Linked DNA regions of Homo sapiens: region 1 is linked to region 2. A link is a loop called in an ENCODE intact Hi-C map of the cell type or tissue named here. Cell type or tissue: endothelial cell of umbilical vein. All regions are shown on one strand. Links, peaks and the distances in the headings refer to the core of each region. The heading gives the core; the rest is flanking DNA.

Region 1 (8,330 bases), core at 288-8,287, 340 kb after region 2:
AATTGTACACTAAATATGCATAGTTCATACGAGATCCATCCTACCTCCATATGCTGAAACTCATCAAATTGGACACTAAATATGCACAGTTCATATGAGATCCATCATACCTCCATAAGTGGGCAAGTTTTCAGAGAAAAAAAAAACAGACTTAAAAATCTTACAGACTTCTTTTCCAACAAAATGGATCATCGGCAATTGAAGTGCTTGTCAGGAACCCTAATCTTGCTGTCAAAAGCCTGCTTGAAATGAGTGGATATGAGAGGCACCGCCCAAGGGAACACTAACCATCCAGTTGCCCGTGTTCTTATCAGCAAAAGTAAGATATGTAAACCACTGAAGCCTAGCACCTCATCAAAATGCCCTCACTTGGCCACAATTTCTCACAATTTTCTCAAAATTTTTTTTTCTTTTTTTTTTTTGAGACAGAGTCTCACTCTGTTGCCTAGGCTGGAATGCAGAGGCACGATCTCAGCTCAAGGTTCAAGCGATTCTCGCCTCCCAGATTCAAGCAATATCGTGCCTCAGCCTCCCAAGCAGCTGGAATTACAGGCAGGCGCCACCACACCCAGCTAATTTTTGTGTTTTTAGTAGAGACGGGGTTTCACCATGTTGGCCAAGCTGGTCTTGAACTCCTAGCCTCAAGTGATCCACCCGCCTTGGCCTTCCAAAGTGCTGGGATTACAGGCGTGAGCCACTGTGCCCAGCCTCAATAATTTTTAAATCAAGAGTTGATATAAGATTAGCTGGGCATGGTGGCACGCTCCTATAACCCCAGCTACTTGGGATGCTGAGGCAGGAGAATTGCTTGAACCTGGGAAGCAGATGTTGTAGTGAGCCAAGATTGCCACTGCACTCTAGCCTGGGTGACAGAGTGAGATTCCATCTCAAAAAAAAAAAAAAAAAAAAAGAGAGACAGAATTGATATAAGAAATAGCAATATAGGCCGGGTGCAGCGGCTCATGCCTGTAATCCCAGCACTTTGGGAGGGTGAGGCAGCCAGATCACTTGAGTCCAAAAGGTCAAGACCAGTCTGGGCAATATAATGAGACTCCGTCTCTATAAAAAGTCAAAAAAATTAGCCAGGCATGGTGGCGTGTGCCTGTAGTCCCAGCTACTCAGGAGGCTGAGGTGGGAGGATCACCTGAGCCCAGGAGGTTGAGGCTGCAATGAGCTGTGATCATGCTACTGCACTCCAGCTTGGGTGACCGAGGAAGGCAATGTGAAATACATGTGAATTTTTTTTCAAAGAAACGAAAAAGAAGGAAGAAAAGAAAAAGGAAAAGAAGAAAGAAGGAAATCTGTGGTAGGCAGAATAATGGTCTCCCAAAGATGTCCACATCCTAATCCCTGGAACATGTGAATTTGTTACCTTACATGGCAAGAGGGGAATTAAGGTTGCAGATGGAATTAAGGTTGCTAATCAGCTGACCTTAAAATAGAGAGATTATCTGGATTATCTCATTGGACTCAATGTAATCCCCAGGGTCCTTAAAAGTGGACAGGGGTGGGGGCAGAAAAGGGGAGACAAGGCAATGTGAGTATGGAAAGAAGACAAAATGACGCAGCAGTGCTGGCTTTGAAGATGGAGGAAGAGCCACCAGCCAAGGAATGTGGGCGGCCTGCAGAAGCTGGTGGCTCTCCCCTACAGCCACGAGAAGGAACACAGCCTTCAAGGTGGCCAACACCATGATCTCAGCCTAGTATGACCCATTTCAAACTTCCGACCTCCAGAACTGTAAAATAGTGAATTTGTGTGGTTTTCCTCTGCTATTACTGTGGCAGTTTATCACAACAGCAGCAGAGAATTACTGCAAAACCTTCAGGCGGGAAAAAACAGCACAGGCTTCATCGACTCACACATTCACTTCAATAATACAGAAAACTGTCCAAGGCAAAGCACTATGTTGTGTGCCCTGCTGGGAATGAGGTAGGGAGGTATTGAGATGAAAGTTGTGCCTGGTGCCCACGAAGGTAGGTAATGGACGTGCAGAAAGAGCAGGGAGAGGTGGGACCCAGGGTGGAAACAAGAATGAGGGACTGGCCGGTCACGGTGGCTCAGCTTGTGATCCCAGCACTTTGGAGGCCAAGGCCAGAGGATTCCTTGAGTCCAAGTGTTCGAGACCAGCCTGGCAATATAGTGAAACCCGTGTCTCTAAAAGAGAGAGAATAAGGGACTTTGAGTCCTCTTTGGCCAAAAATATTTCAGTGAGGGTCTGTTTCATCCCTTCTCTCCCATCTCAGAGAAATGGAGGCTACTGCTAGTCTCACTTGCATCCTGGATTAGATTTCAGGACCTTTCCGCCAGTGATAAATGTGCAGCGCCTTAGCGGAACCTCAGCCAAAGCTATAAACTTCAACCGGCCACAAGAGTGTGCATGTGAGGTGACTGCATTTTTTTTCCCTGCCAAACCAGAATTAGCCGGTATAGGAATGAACGAGCATGAAGATTTGAAATTGCTCCGATTGGAAGGAAGCCCAGGTTAGGTTTGGGCACCTCCAAACGCACCCGTTTTAAAGCCACCTGGACTGAGGCGTCGAGCTTTCAGCTCCACCAAACGCTCACCTGGCCTGGCAGCGAGCGGCGGAAGAGCCCGGGAGCCCCTCACAGAGCGCACCGAGCCGGGCGGAGAGCTGAGCCGCAGGCACCCGCGTCTCCAGGATGATAGGCGACATTGCAACAAATCTCTACACCCAGCAGCTCAGGGGGCTCCAAGCAGAGCAGCAAGTTCGAGGATCCGGGCGTGGAGCCGAGTGAGGCCGCAGCCCAGCGGGCCTCGGGCGGTGAGTATCCGAGGCCGCGCGCGCCGCGGGCCTGGGGAATGGAGCGACGCCGGGGGCATCGGAGCCTAGGTTTCAGATGGCCGCTGCACCCCCAGGGACCCCCGGGAAGGGGCAGCCCCAGCCCAAGGCAGGCTCGGGAAAGGCTGCCCGGGCGGTGGAGGGCGAGACTGTGCCGGGGCAGGTGGTAGTGCCAAGGCCGCCGCGGGGGCTTGGGAGCTGCGGGCGGGCAGGGTAACCGGCGGTTCAGGGCAGACCGCCAGGCGGAGCTTGGGGACGCGCGCCTTGCTGCTCAAGCTGGCCGGGGCCCCGCGAGCGTCATCCTGGGCACCCCCGTCCGGCTGGAGAAGCGCGTTCTGCCCGGAGCCCAGCCTCGCTGCCCGGCTGCTCTCTAGGCCCGTTTGGGACTCGAACTGGACAGTGATGAGGCGCAGAGCGGGGGACCCGGGGCTGCGCCTAGGGACTTCGCGGGGTGCGGATGCCTCTCTGCACAGGCTGTGGTGCTGCAGCCGGCCCAGCTTCCCCGGTGGGCTGCTGGCTTCCGAACGCGCCGAGGGATGCGGGGTGCCCGAAGTGGGGATGTGGTCTCGGGGTGCCAAGGGAGCGGGAGCACCGAGCGCGGGTGGGGGCGGGCGCTCGAAGGGTGGGGCGCGAGGCCGGACCCCGCGGGCACGATCCCGCACCCAGGGCGCGCAGAGGCTGGGCCCCCTTAGCGCTTCCGATTGAGGCTCCTCAAGAGAGGCTGAAATGGGGTGAGAGACCGGGGACGGCCATTTCGGGGCTAAACGCTGCCAAGGCCATGACGATGTTTTAGGAGCTGAACTCTGCTTTCCAATTAAGCCATTTTCTTTCTGAGGAAAAGTTGATTCGGGCTCATTAACAAGGATGACTGAGGGCCATTATTGGGGCTTAGAGAGATTCTCCTTTGCCTTGTCTGGCTTCTTTGTTTGCATGTGCGTGCGTGTGCGGCTGTGTGTGTGTGTGTGAGAGAGAGAGAGAGAGAGAGAGAGAGAGAGAGAGAGAAGAGAGGGGAGAGAGGCAGTGTTGGGGGTGGGAGGAGGTAAAACAGGCTTGGGATCCTGCAGGCCTGGGTTCCGATTTGGTTTCCACAGCCTGCTAGTTTAACCTTTCTAAGCTTCATTGCTCCCATTTGATGGCTCAGATTCTTCCTCTGTAAAATGCGGACATTCATGCCAATTGGACTGGAGGAGAAGCCACCAAGCACAGTCCCTGACCCAGAGCGAAGCATGTATGTGTTGAGTCCTCCTAATTCGGTGTGAATTTTTCGGTTCTGTTTTTCTCCTATGCTGTCTGCACCAGCTCAGCTCAGCTCCGCTCCCCAGCCTTCTCCGCGGCAGCCTCTTCAGCCTGCTGGCCGCAAGTGCGCCCTCTAAAGGCCCCAAATGCCCTGTACACACCAGGTGAAGAGCGCGGAAGCGCCTGCAGAGCAGAATTAAAGGTGAAGCCCGCACTCACCTGCGTGGGATGCAGAGCCGCTACCACCACGCTCTGCGTAGCTTTGGGGAAGACTGTAATTTCAATTTTAGCTTCGTGCTTCCCGCTTTCCTTATGTGTAATGAGCTCACCACATGCAATGTAATAACAATAGCCAAATTAAAAATGAATGACTTGGCCCAGCGCGGTGGCTCATGCCTGTAATCCCAGCATTTTGGGAGGCCGAGGCGGGTGGATCATCTGAGGTCAGAGTTTCGAGACCAGCCTGGCTAACATGGCGAAACCCCTTCTCTACTAAAGATACTAAAGATGCAGTGGCACACACCTGTAGTCCCAGCTACTCGGGAGGCTGAGGCAGGAGAATCGCTTGAACTCGGGAGGCGGAAGTTGCAGTGAGCCGAGATCTCACCAGTGCACTCCAGCCTGGGCGACAAAGCCATACTCTGTCAAAAAAAAAAAAAAAATGACTTGCTTGTAAAACTTTCTACGCTGCTGTAGAAAATTTAATTTTGTTCTAATATCTGAAACACCCTAGAAGGATCTGTTATTTTCATTTCTGCCTATTATCACGTAAATATGTAGCTGACCCAGTTTCATAGCCTATATATGTTACCCCCCATTTACAATTTCTTTTTCATCGTCTATGAACTCATTTGGGGAGAATGGAAGGCTGACTATTGCTCCCGTAATCTTCCCATTTTCTTATTTCACCCTCTTCATAACGAAGCCCTAATATTTTTTGTCAAGCTTCCAATAGCAAGCTTGCTTAGAGTGGGTTACCTTTTACTTTTTTTTTTTCTTGAGGTAGTCTCGTTCTATCATCCAGGCTAGAGTGCAGTGGCACCATCTCAGCTCACTGCAACCTCCATCTCCCAGGTTCAAGCAATTCTGCTGCCTCAGCCTCCTGCATAGCTGTGAGTATAGGTGCGCACCACCACACTGGCTAATTTTTGTATTTTTAGCAGAGAAGGGATTTCACCATGTTGGCCAGGCTGGTCTCAGACTCCCGACCTCAAGTGATCCATCCCCCTCAGCCTCCCAAAGTGCTGGGATTACAGGCATGAGCCACCGTGTTCTGCCACATTTTACATATTAATCCTTAGCAGAAGCCCCACATTCACTGCCTCAGGGTGCCACATGCATATCGTCATTTTACATGTATGTCAGGATGTAGAAAATGTAAGGGAGCTTGAAGGCCCTATGGTGGTCAAAGACATGGAGCCTAGGGGTACAGATACACCCTCTAAGTTCTCCCTCTCCAGGTGTGGAGTAGGATTATAATACTAAAATTATTCTTATATCTTATATAAATACATATATAATTATACATGTATATAATTATATGAATGCTACAAGCAATCTTGGAGTTGGAGGGATAAACATTTGTTTTTCTGTTGTCTTTTGTTTTCATTAACTAGTTGGTCTAGAAGTTAACCATGAGTAGTCAAAACAGTAATTACTTTTGGAGAGATTTAAGTGTGAAATACAACTGACTCCATTGCTCAGCAGATCTATAGGGGCCTCCTGAGGATCCAAAAGAACTTTTTGGGCCAGGCATGCTGGCTCACGCCTGTAATCCCAGCACTTTGAGAGGCCAAGGCAGGTGGATCACTTGAGGTTAGGAGTTCCAGACCCGCCTGACCAACATGGTGAAACTCCATCTCTACAAAAATACAAAAATTATCTGGCATGGTGGTGCACACCTGAAGTCCCAGCTACTCAGGAGGCTGAGACAGGAGAATCGCTTAAACCTGGAAGGTAGAGGTTGCAATGAGCCGAGATCATGCCACTGCACTCCAGCCTGGACAACAGAGTAAGACTCCATCTCAAAAAAAAAAAGAACTTTTTTACTATATTCTACATGCACCCTTGTGCCTCATGAATAAAATTTGTCCATTAAATGCTATTCAGTGTCACTTATTTATGAACAAACTGGAAATATCAAGAGCAGTTTGTTGGCACCTACATCTCTTCACCCATAAATAATTCAGTAAGAATATAAAGTTCTTATCATTGATTTAGAAAAGTGCTTAATATTTCAACACACGGGCTGAAAAACTATAACTTTTTCCTGTTGTTGTTTGTTTGTTTTGAGATGGAGTTTCACTCTTGTTGCCCAGGCTGGAGTGCAATGGTGCGATCTCGGCTCACTGCAACCTCTGCTTCCCAGGTGCAAGAGATTCTCCTGCTTCAGCCTCCCGAGTAGCTGGGATTACAGGCATGCGCCACCACACCCGGCTAATTTTGTAGTTTTAGTAGAGACAGGGTTTCTCCATGTTGGTCAGGCTGGTCTCACACTCCCGACCTCAGGTGATCCGCCTACCTCGGCCTCCCAAAGTGCTGGGATTACAGGCATAAGCCACCACGCCCGGCCTAAAAAACTCTAACTTTTAAATTTGTATTACTTCAAAGCCTTCCTTGGTTGTAAATGAACTTCAGGAAAATGCCATGTATTGTTGTTTCATCACATTAAACATAGCTGAGCATTTTCCCATGGACAGCAAAATGACATTTTTATGAGCTATTCACACCTTGTGTCAAGCTGCCTGGTTCTCCTGTTTCTGGCTCCTCAGGATTCTGCACACAACAGAGGCAGAGGGAAGACACTCACCAACCATCCCTTCTGAACCCTCTCTGGGCTCATCCACTGGCCCTTTGACAATGCAGCTCTGCACTGCGCTGTAAGCTTTGGAGAGCAAGGGCTGCCCCATCCCTTTCTAGCCCCAAGCAGGCTCAGACATTGGGAAGGGGACAGATACATGCATACACAGACACACACACACACACATACACACACACACACACACACACACAGACAAGGCTGAAACCCAAGACATACTGGAAGACTTCCCAATAGAGGTCATCTTGTTTTGTTTTCTCTTTTACAAGTCAGCCACTAATTTACCTGGAGGTAAGAGGCTGATCCAGACAATATTTTAAAGGTAGCTTTTATTTTCTTATAATACAGGTAATATATATCTATTGAGGAACTTTTTTTTTTTTTTTGAGACAGGGTCTCACTTTGTCTCCCAGGCTGGAGTGCAGTGGCATGATCACAACTCACTGCAGCCTGAACCTCCCAGGCTCAAGCAATTCTCCCACCTCTGCCTCCAGGTAGCTGGGACCACAAGTATGCGCCACCACATGTGCCTGGCTAATTTTTATTTACGGAGATGAGGTCTCACTGTTGTCCAGGCTGGTCTTAAACTCCTGAGCTCAAGTAATCCTCCTACCTCAGCCTCCCAGATTGCTGGGATTACAGGCATGAGCCACCACACCTGGCATATTGAGGAAATTTCTCACCACTAAGATAGTAGAAAGAAGCGGGAAATTACTGGTAAGACCATCATTCAAAGAATAATCTCCATCAACATTTTTCTTTGTTTTGCTCCAGTCTTTTTTCCTATGGATACATGTCTTAGTAGAAATAACAAAGAGATTATTACATATGTCAAAAATAAAGCTGTCTAGGGCTCTTTGAAAATGTACAGGGTCACGCTAAAGTGTGAACTTTATTATTGATGAGAGACCTACATTGTCTAGCTATGCTACAATCAATTGATTTAACAAGTATTCTGATGTTAGATAGTAAAGATGTTTTCAGGGTCTTTTTTCACTGTTTCAGGGTTTCACTATTATAAATTAACTGAATCTTGAAGGATCAACAGAAGAGGTGAGGAGGCTGGAAGGAGAGAGGAGGGGAAGGAGAGAAAATCACACATAATAGCTGGGAGAAGGTGCTGAAGGGACTCCATCCTAATGATAATTCGAAGGGCTGAAGAAATTGGCTTTTTTTTTTTTTTTTTTTTTTTGAGACAGAGTTTCGCTCTTTAACCCAGGCTGGAGTGCAGTGACGTGATCTCACCTCACTACTGCAACCTTCACCCCCACAGCTTCAAACAATTCTCCTACCTCAGCCTCCCAAGTAGCTGGGATTTTAGGCACCTGCCACCATGCCCAACTAATTTTTCTATTTTTAGTAGAGACGGGGTTTACCATGTTGGCCAGGCTGGTCTCGAGCTCCTGACCTCAGGTGATCCACACACCTCAGCCTCCCAAAGTGCTGGGATTACAGGCTTGAACCACTGCGCCGG
Region 2 (8,330 bases), core at 114-8,113:
ACAAGGACAGGGGCCTGCATAGCGTGGGGGAGAGTTGGAACAGCCTGAGGCCATGCGGATAAGCCCAATTCTGGAGTTCAGTGTTAGGGGTCCCTTTACTGCCACATATCTAAGCCACATCCCCAATCCAGCTTTTATCCGGAATAAAGCTGGTATTTTGATCGCCGTCTGTCTCTCCATTTTGCCTATATTTCAAAGGGTTCAAGCACATGGGTATACATCTCTCTTCTGAGGTTCTTTTCTATCTGTGCCGCAGATGGGTAGAGGCTGGGGTCATAGCTCCTTGCAATTGCATGATTGTGATGCAATTATCCCCCGGGCTCAGCGGGCATTTGGTAGCAATATTTCAGCTTTTAGGAAGTTGGGTGAGACCAGGCTGGTCTGATCCTCCCTGGCCCACTCACCAGGGTCCCCTGCTCAGCAGAGCCTCAGTGACTGGCCTAAAGAGGCTATGGGTGAAGGATTGTAGGGAGTCAGAAAGACAAGGGGAGCATTGGACAACACAGGAAGTCCCTCTGGCCACCTTCTGAAGGTGGGGACCATTCATGAGAAATCCGGAGGACGCCCTCAGTCCTTGTGCAGCACCAGGAAGAAACCGACTGGCCCAGGGCCACCCCTGAGTCCGCATCATCACGCAGGGTCCTTCAGCTGAGCCCCTGTTGTATCCGCAGATGAACATCCGCAGATCCCTGTCCCCTGGTAACTGACGGACAGCACAGGGTCCTGGTGGCCCATGGACGCCACCTCATGCCTCCTTTCCGAGGCCACCTAGCCGGCGAGGCCCGCCACGGACACACCGTGAGCACGCGCAACGAGCAGGGGTCGGTGATCGCCATCCCCCGTGTCCGCCTCCCGCGTTCCCGTTCCCGCGGCCGCCCCGCGCTCCTCCGGGCTCCGCCCCCGCCCGGCCGGCGCCCAGTCTCCCGGCAGCGCGTAGCGCTGCAGCCTCTTCAGGGCTGGGCAGAAACAGAAACCGAAAATCCTCCTCTTATCGGGATTCTAGCTCACCAAACACTTCGAATTGTGTGGTAGAAGAGCCGTAGTTCCTTCTAAATAAAGTCGAACCCATGTAAGGTCTGGGTTCTGAGATCATTTTGCCCTCTGGCAGCTCACGAGCACCACCGGGTCGCCGCCTGCCCTCTGTTCAGCCCGTGAGGGGCGGGGGACTCTGCCCTTCGCTCCTCCTGGTCTCTGTCCTCTTCCCTAAGAGTTTCATTCCGTCCGGAGCCACAAGCCGCCCTGCCTTCTGCACCTCCCCGGAGGCTGAAGCCCTTAAGCCTGCCCCGCACCCTAAGGCCCTGCAGGACACTCCTGCTGTCCTTGCGGGGCACACTGATATGACTCGATGCTGAGCAGTTGAAAGGATTAAAAAATAGTGGGCAAACGGCAAAAACGGGTGGCATGGAGTGAATTAGAAGACACGAGACTTCAGAGAAGTGCGTTTCATGCACAGAAGTTTGTCAATGCCCCCCACCCCGAAACCCAGTCTCCCTGAGTGAGGGAGAGGGGGCTTCACCTTCCCTTTCGTTTCACTTTGAGCCCCAACTGCTGGACTGCAACAGAACGACCCTACAGGCTCACTATGTTTCACATTCTGGGGATTCCTGGTGGCACCTTCCTGTGTTCACCAGTGGGTCCCCGTTAGACTTGGGGCTGTCACCTGACATATGGAACCAGGCAGCTCCATGTTGGATGCCTCCACAAGCATGGAACTAAGGCTGCGGGGTCAGACCTACCCTCAGAAAGGAGGAGGAATGTCTTTCGAGCTGTGGTCGGCCTGGGGTCTCCTTGTGAGCCTCAGGGTGCCAAGGAGGCAGGGCTGAACACCACCAGGAGCGGAGGGAGCCTGGTGGCTGGGGCTGGAGCCAGGAAAGGCTTGAATGAACAATGCAGCCTTTTACCAAGTCTGCACTCCTAATGTTTCTGCAAACCTCCATATGTCTATTACTTTTACCATGGTGAGCTGGAATGGCCCGCAGACTGTCCTAGATCTTAGGACTGCCAGGTGATGCATGTGTGGCGAGGGAAGGAGATACCTGGTGGCCCCTCCAGATGGTCTCCACCAGCACCTGCTGGGCAGCAGCTTCTGCTTCTTTGGGCTTGCAAGTGGGTGCTTCTATGAAGAGGAGGGTCCCTGGCAGGTTCCTCAGTATTGCTGAACAGAATAAAGGAAGCGCAGGGTTGGAAAGTGTAGCTTCATGAAGATTTAGTGGTTACGAGACAGGTTATGAGACAGGAGGTACAGTTCCAGCAAAGGCCAATGCCCATCTGCCAACCATTGTCTGGCGGAGATGTGCAGGGAAGGGGTGGAGTCTGCCTTTCCACAGGTGCTCCTCCTGGAAATGTGGGTGGGAGACAGCTGACCAGAGCACTGGGGGGCTCTCCCAGGGCACCTTTGCCTAGCAAGGGCTGAGAAGACCCTGTTTTGAGGATGAGGTGGGTCTTGTTAGACTGTCAGTCATAACATCTGCTCTAGGGGAAATCCAAAATAAAGTCTAATGAGCTCTTCCCAGGGCCAAGGATGACTCCAGAACTGGTGGGACAGCCCTGTGCATTTCTCCTAACTGGTGCACCTGTTTCTCATGGGTACAAATGCTGTGCTCAGGGAACAGGTTGACATCCTATGGGGCCCCAGCCCACTAACACAGGATGACCGCCTGGTCCGGCCAGGTCATGAAGTGGCCCTGGGAACCAGGTTTTGCTGGATATCCTGTGTCTTACCTTGGGATAAGGCTCTCAGGGGCAGGTGGGCTATAAAACTGCCAGGTAGAATAGTTTTTTGGGGAGCAGATGGCTTCCAGGGTGTTCTGGTCTGATGTTTTTCTGGGCAACATACTGGCACAGTTTTGCTGGTTTCCAAAACAATGGCATTGAAGTTGGAAACTCATTCATCTCATCTGCTACTGATCCATTTTCTTGGTGTATAAGGGAATAAAGTGTTCCCTGACGTAGATCCATTTCTGCAGCTATTAGCCACTTGGGAATGGCCAGTGGACTCAGTCTAGTAGGTGACACTCTCCTTTCCAGAGAGAATTGGAGACCCCTCTGCCCATACCATCTATGGTCTATCACACCCTCTCTCATGAATAATTCTAAAGGGTGTTCAGCCCATTGAATGTGGAGCTATGGAAGTGAGGGGCTCACATTTATCCCAGAGCCTGGATTCCAGGCTGAGCTGTGATGACAATAATGATAGTCTTGAGCTGTGCTTGTAAGAATCCAGAATTGGAAATTAGGTGCTTCCCCACTGGGGGGTGCATGAGGAAGTGGGGCCGGGATTTACCATTTATCATTCAGACAATGGCACAATGCAGGAACCCAGGAGTTATTTCTTGTATTTCCTGAATAAGCACAAAACAAAAAGCACCAGCCAGCTCCTGTACAGCACTCTGGGCCACATGTACTGACACAGACGTTACAAAAACATCTAAGAGCAGACCTATCCACTGGCATGCAGAGTGCACCAGTCATGGGCACAATCCCATTCTGTGAGACTCAGAGGAGTGAAAACAGACACCAGAGAGAGCCAGAAGTGGTGGCTACATCATTATATGGCCAAGACTCAAGGTCCTGAGATCTCAAGGCTGAGATCCTACATCCTCCTCCCCATCCAGACTCAGGCAACTGTGGATGAACCCTCTGGAGGATGAGGTGATCAGGGGATGGAAAGTGGTCCTACCCACCTTCCCAGCAGCTCCAGCAGGACACAGTTAAAGATGTAATCAAGTGTCTCAGCAGAGGAGTCACCCCCTTCCCTGAACACACCATACCCTAGTTTCCAGCTTAACATTCCTGGGGCCACACTACACGACCATGGAGTGTGCCGTCCTTGTATGAACCAGTGTAGACTCTTTCAGTCCCACACACCACGGGGTTCAGGGGAAAATGTGAACAAATATTTCAGGAGAGAAATATCTCGGTGTTGATATAATGTAGTAAGGGGTAGTTTCATGTCAGATGAACAGTGACCAACTCAGTCTTTGCCTCCGCAGCACAGGACAATGGCGAAACAGTTACCTGCTCCTGTGTACCCAAGGAACTTGGCATCCCCCAGCAATTCCACCTCTCTGACTGGCCTGGAATTGCCCCTATTCCTCCATTAGACAGCAGTGGTCTAGGCTGTGAGTGTCCCAGGTGGGTTTCCTCAGTCAGCTGTGATTTCCTTGGCTGTCCAGCCTCCTCCATCCCCCTTGCCTAACAGTCCCTGGTTCCTTTGGGTGAAGGAGCTCTCCCTTCTGGGTGTAGGAGTGAGGGGCTGTTAATCACAATGCTGGCCATTGAGCAGGCCAGGCCAGCCAGATGCTGTTTGGGGGGAGTTGAGCTTTTGAGTGAAGTATTGTGAGAGGTTAAAAAAATCAACAACAACATTTAGTAAAATCTTAACATCCTTAGGGAATGGCTGTGTCATTCCTGTTGCATGATTGCCTGGAAATGCTCTGATTCCTGCCCTTTTCCAGGGCCATTTGCCAACTCTGTAACCCTGCCTTCCGGCCCTTTCTGTGAGGCACTGTGATATCATCATCGAAGTAACTTTTGTCTACCCTAGATAAATTGGGTCTCTCTCTTTTTTATTTTTTTAACAGCTTTATTGAGATACAATTAACATACCATACGATTTACCCATTTAAATTGTACAATTCAAATTTATGTAGTATGTTCATAGGGCTTTTTAACATCACCACAATCAATTTCAGAACATTTTTGTCACCATAAAAAGAAACCACATACCCATTTCCCCTCAACCTCCCAGCATTAGGCAACCACCAATCAATCTACTTTCTGTCTCTATGGATTTACCTATTCTAAACATTTCATATAAATGGAATAATAAATTATGTGGTCTTTTGTGATTGGATTCTTTTCTTTTTTTTTCTAAATTTAATTTAATTTTAAGCTCTGGGATACATGTGCAGGACGTGCAGGTTTGTTACACAGGTAAATGTGTGCCATGGTGGTTTGCACCACCTATCAACCCATCACCAAGATATGAAGCCCTGCATGCATTAGCTATTTATCCTGATCCTCTCTCTTCCCCTGCCCCCAACAACAGTCCCCAGTGTGTTGTTCCCCTCCCTATGTCCATGTGTTCTCGTTGTTCAGCTCCCACTTACAAGTGAGAACATATGGTACTTGATTTTCTGTTCCTGCATTAGTTTGCTAAGGATAATGGCTTCGAGCTCCATCCATGCCCCTGCAAAGGACATGATCTAGTTTCTTTTTATGGCTGTATAGTATTCCATGGTGTATATGTACCACATTTTCTTTATCCAGTCTATCACTGATGTGCATTTGGGTTGATTGAATGTTTTTGCTATTGTGAATAGTGCTGCAATGAATACACACATGCATGTATCTTTATCATAGAATGATTTCTATTCTTTTGGGTATATATTGGGTTTTTCTTGACAGCAAAGAGCCTGAATTGATACAAAGGTGTTTATGTTAATCTTTTAAGTTTGCTTGTTTATTACATATGTATTGCATGGAGGGCCAGCACTTTCTAAGTGCATAATAAATATTAACTCTTTAATCCTCACAATAATCCAGTGAGCTATTTACTACTAGTATCTCCTTTTTACAGATGAAACAGTACAGGGGAAGGATGAGTAGGTTGCCCAAGGACACACCGTCAGCAAGTGGAGAAGTGCAGGAACTGGGCTTCCACTTACAGAGGCTGTGCTACTGAATGCTAGTCTGTGCTGCCCCTCAGTACAAATTACTATGCTTACCAGACCAAAAATAATCAAAGAGCCAACTGTCATCCAGTTTTGAGGATAAATGAAAGGTAAGGCACAGATGATGTAGAGCTGTATTTACTGATGTGACAATGTCCATCTTATATTGTTAAGTGAAAAACATTGATTAGCACATTTTTATTTATGAAGATGGTATACCCACTGCCTCCCCACTCCCTGCCTCCCAAACACACAACCACATTACAAAGCCTAGAATCACTTTCATCAGAATGTCAACCACGGTGATTCTCCTCACTTGGAGAGGACCACCAAGCTCTGGGTTTCTTAGTGGCAGGAGGTATGAAGTGCAACAGCTTGGAGCTTTGGAGGGGATGCTCTGACACGTTCCAGACCATTGAACCCCTGAAAGCTTACCTATATGGCATATCTCTGTATCTTTGTAACGTTTTTCTCCCACCATCTGCAGTGTTTATGACTTACTAAGTCATTCAGAATAGTCAACATTTCTCGCTTATCAGGCTCATGAACATACTGTCATCAATACAGTTGACCAATGTAATGTATTGCAGAGTGTCCAGAAAGCCTATATTGTAACACAGAGCAGGATTCACCTTGCCCTGGAGCAAGACTGTAAAGATATACTCTTGTCCAATCCTTGAGAATGTGAATTTCCTCTCAACCTACATCCTGCCGGATCCTTTAAAAGTGGCATTTCCGTATTAATAGTTGCATATCACTTGCTAAGGCTGTGCTAACCCGTTATAATAAAGATACCACGTTTGACACAGCAACTGTAATAGGGGCTACTCCTTGGTTAAGTTTTAGGAGCCATTTAGCAGCATGAACCACCAGGAGATACCAGAGGGCAGACTGCTGAATTAAAATGGAGGTGTAACTGGGGTAACAACCCCTGCCTCCTCCATGTCTTTGTAGGTGGCACTAATCTCTATCATTCCCCAAGAATGTGATATTGCTTTTAACTTACTTGTTTTCACCATGAAACTTCAGTTTCAGAGGCTTCTGCTTGGCCTTCCCTAAAACAGTCATTGTTATTTCATAGGTTAGGAAACCAGAGGTTAAGGAACCAGGTCAGCCAATTGCTATATTTTATGATGTATGTATGAATGTATATCCTGATTATACATTCAGGAAATGGGGAAATGATTGCTGGGTGGCCTGTGGATCCAGAGGGCCCATTGTGAGATGGACATTACCTCACCTCCACGTACTCTACTCTAACAGGGGCTACGAAAGGGCTTTGAGTCCTCAGGGATTAGCATCAACTGTGATATTGTACTCAACATCCCTTGAAAGATCTGTGTATTTTCCTTTCCCCGGCATGTGAGTAACTCAAAAAATTTGGCCATAGAGCCCTCCCGTGAAAACTTGAGGGAATCAGTGATGCGCACACTTACAAGGTTCTTCCTTATGAGAAACTGCCCTCATTTCCATCAGTGAGTTCTGGATTCCACTGAGAACTGGCTGAGGTTTGGAAGCTGGGCAAGGGGTCTAAGACTTTACCTTTAGATAGCTGACCTCAGCCTTCTGCTCATCTATTTTCAATCTCTTTTGATTATATGTCTAAAGCAATATGTGTCTTGCCTAGAGGAACAGCATGTCCTAAGAGCCATCTTCATGGACACCTACAGGTCAGGCCTCCCAGTTGTCACTCTAACGTTGATGCCCCTTACGGAAATTACTTTATCTTGTCCTCACAGTTAAATGCTGCCACTTGGCCCCTGTTATTCTGGAACTCTATCATTTTACTCACTACTGGGGGATCCAGTTCTATAAAACATCCCTAGCATTATTCCAGCCTGCAGGGGACAGCCACCATTGAGCTTCTTAAGGATGTGCTGCCCCCTCAACAGTGCATTCCTTCTCACCTTAGTTAGTGTCTGAGACACATTAGTAGTGTCCCCTTTGGAGGAACTCAGTCACCTGATGGATGGATTCTCCAGTTGTAGAGTGCAGAGTCATTCTAGCACACCAACTTCTCTATCCTTGGGACCCACTTTTCCAGACTCTGCCACAGTAGTTCTGGTATCTCTGCTTCCACTTGATTTAATGTGTACCATGGCTTATACTTAGTCTCTAGGAGCCACCCAGGAGTATATCAGAATCATCACCTTTGGCCCAAGCCAGGCTAGTTAAACTCTGTGGTAGAGAAGCTTGCCCCTTTGCCAATAATCGTCACTTATCTGGTTTCACATTTCACCCTTCCTGGACCAGGATCCACTCCCAGACACAATCTCCTTGCTCCTGCTGATGCACGCTGGCCAGTCCTACAGCTCCTTCGGAGGATAAATGCTCTCTTCATTTGCTGCCCTCCCCATGATTGTTCACTTTCATTGTCCTGAGCGGTCTCTATACAGTCTTCATTCTAGAAAAATCGGGAGTTGGGTGGGGGTGGTAGCTCTCTCTTCCAACAAGGGGCAGAAAGACTTTTCTGCAAACCCAGTAGGTTCAGGGGGCATCTGGAGTTCAAAGTTCTCATGTACATCTACCTAGATAGCCCCATGCTGAGTTTGAAGGCCTTGACTTTGGCATAAGAGACCATCCTGAGCTTAGAATTCAGTGTTCTCTGAAGTTCTGCGATTCATAAAATCAGGTCTGTACCAGACCTTCCTTGCT

Evidence for each region. Hi-C counts contacts between places; a loop is a spot of excess contacts. Peaks named below come from ENCODE experiments on the same cell type or tissue, not always from the same donor. Only the 100,000 strongest peaks of a DNase experiment are listed, where the experiment ranks them.
Region 1: a loop joins it to region 2, with 4 times the contacts of the local background. A loop is called at or near these places in 6 of 110 quality-filtered maps.

Annotation. Positions count from the first base shown.
Region 1 is chr2:230,063,009-230,071,338 of GRCh38, reverse strand. SLC16A14 (solute carrier family 16 member 14) reads left to right here and starts at 2,415. Exons shown (of 5, transcript NM_152527.5): 1 at 2,415-2,784. It overlaps LOC107985995 (a long non-coding RNA gene), which reads right to left and starts at 4,600. Exons shown (of 6, transcript XR_001739918.2): 1 at 4,562-4,600. RefSeq lists enhancers at 2,352-2,411, 2,422-2,541, 2,937-3,707 and silencers at 2,772-3,041, 3,312-3,561. In endothelial cell of umbilical vein, for the core only: CTCF peaks have their summits at 2,371 and 4,173 (motif pointing left); DNase peaks (open chromatin) are centred at 2,408, 3,038 and 4,128; H3K4me3 peaks cover 1,763 bases; H3K27me3 peaks cover 140 bases.
Region 2 is chr2:230,404,555-230,412,884 of GRCh38, reverse strand. No RefSeq gene overlaps it. Among named protein-coding and RNA genes, the nearest start is that of SP100, 7.5 kb to the left of the region's middle. RefSeq lists enhancers at 330-379, 1,040-1,129 and a silencer at 680-949. In endothelial cell of umbilical vein, for the core only: no CTCF peak of the experiment used is centred there; DNase peaks (open chromatin) are centred at 1,064, 3,224, 3,434, 4,454 and 1 weaker place; H3K4me3 peaks cover 1,176 bases; H3K27ac peaks cover 4,223 bases.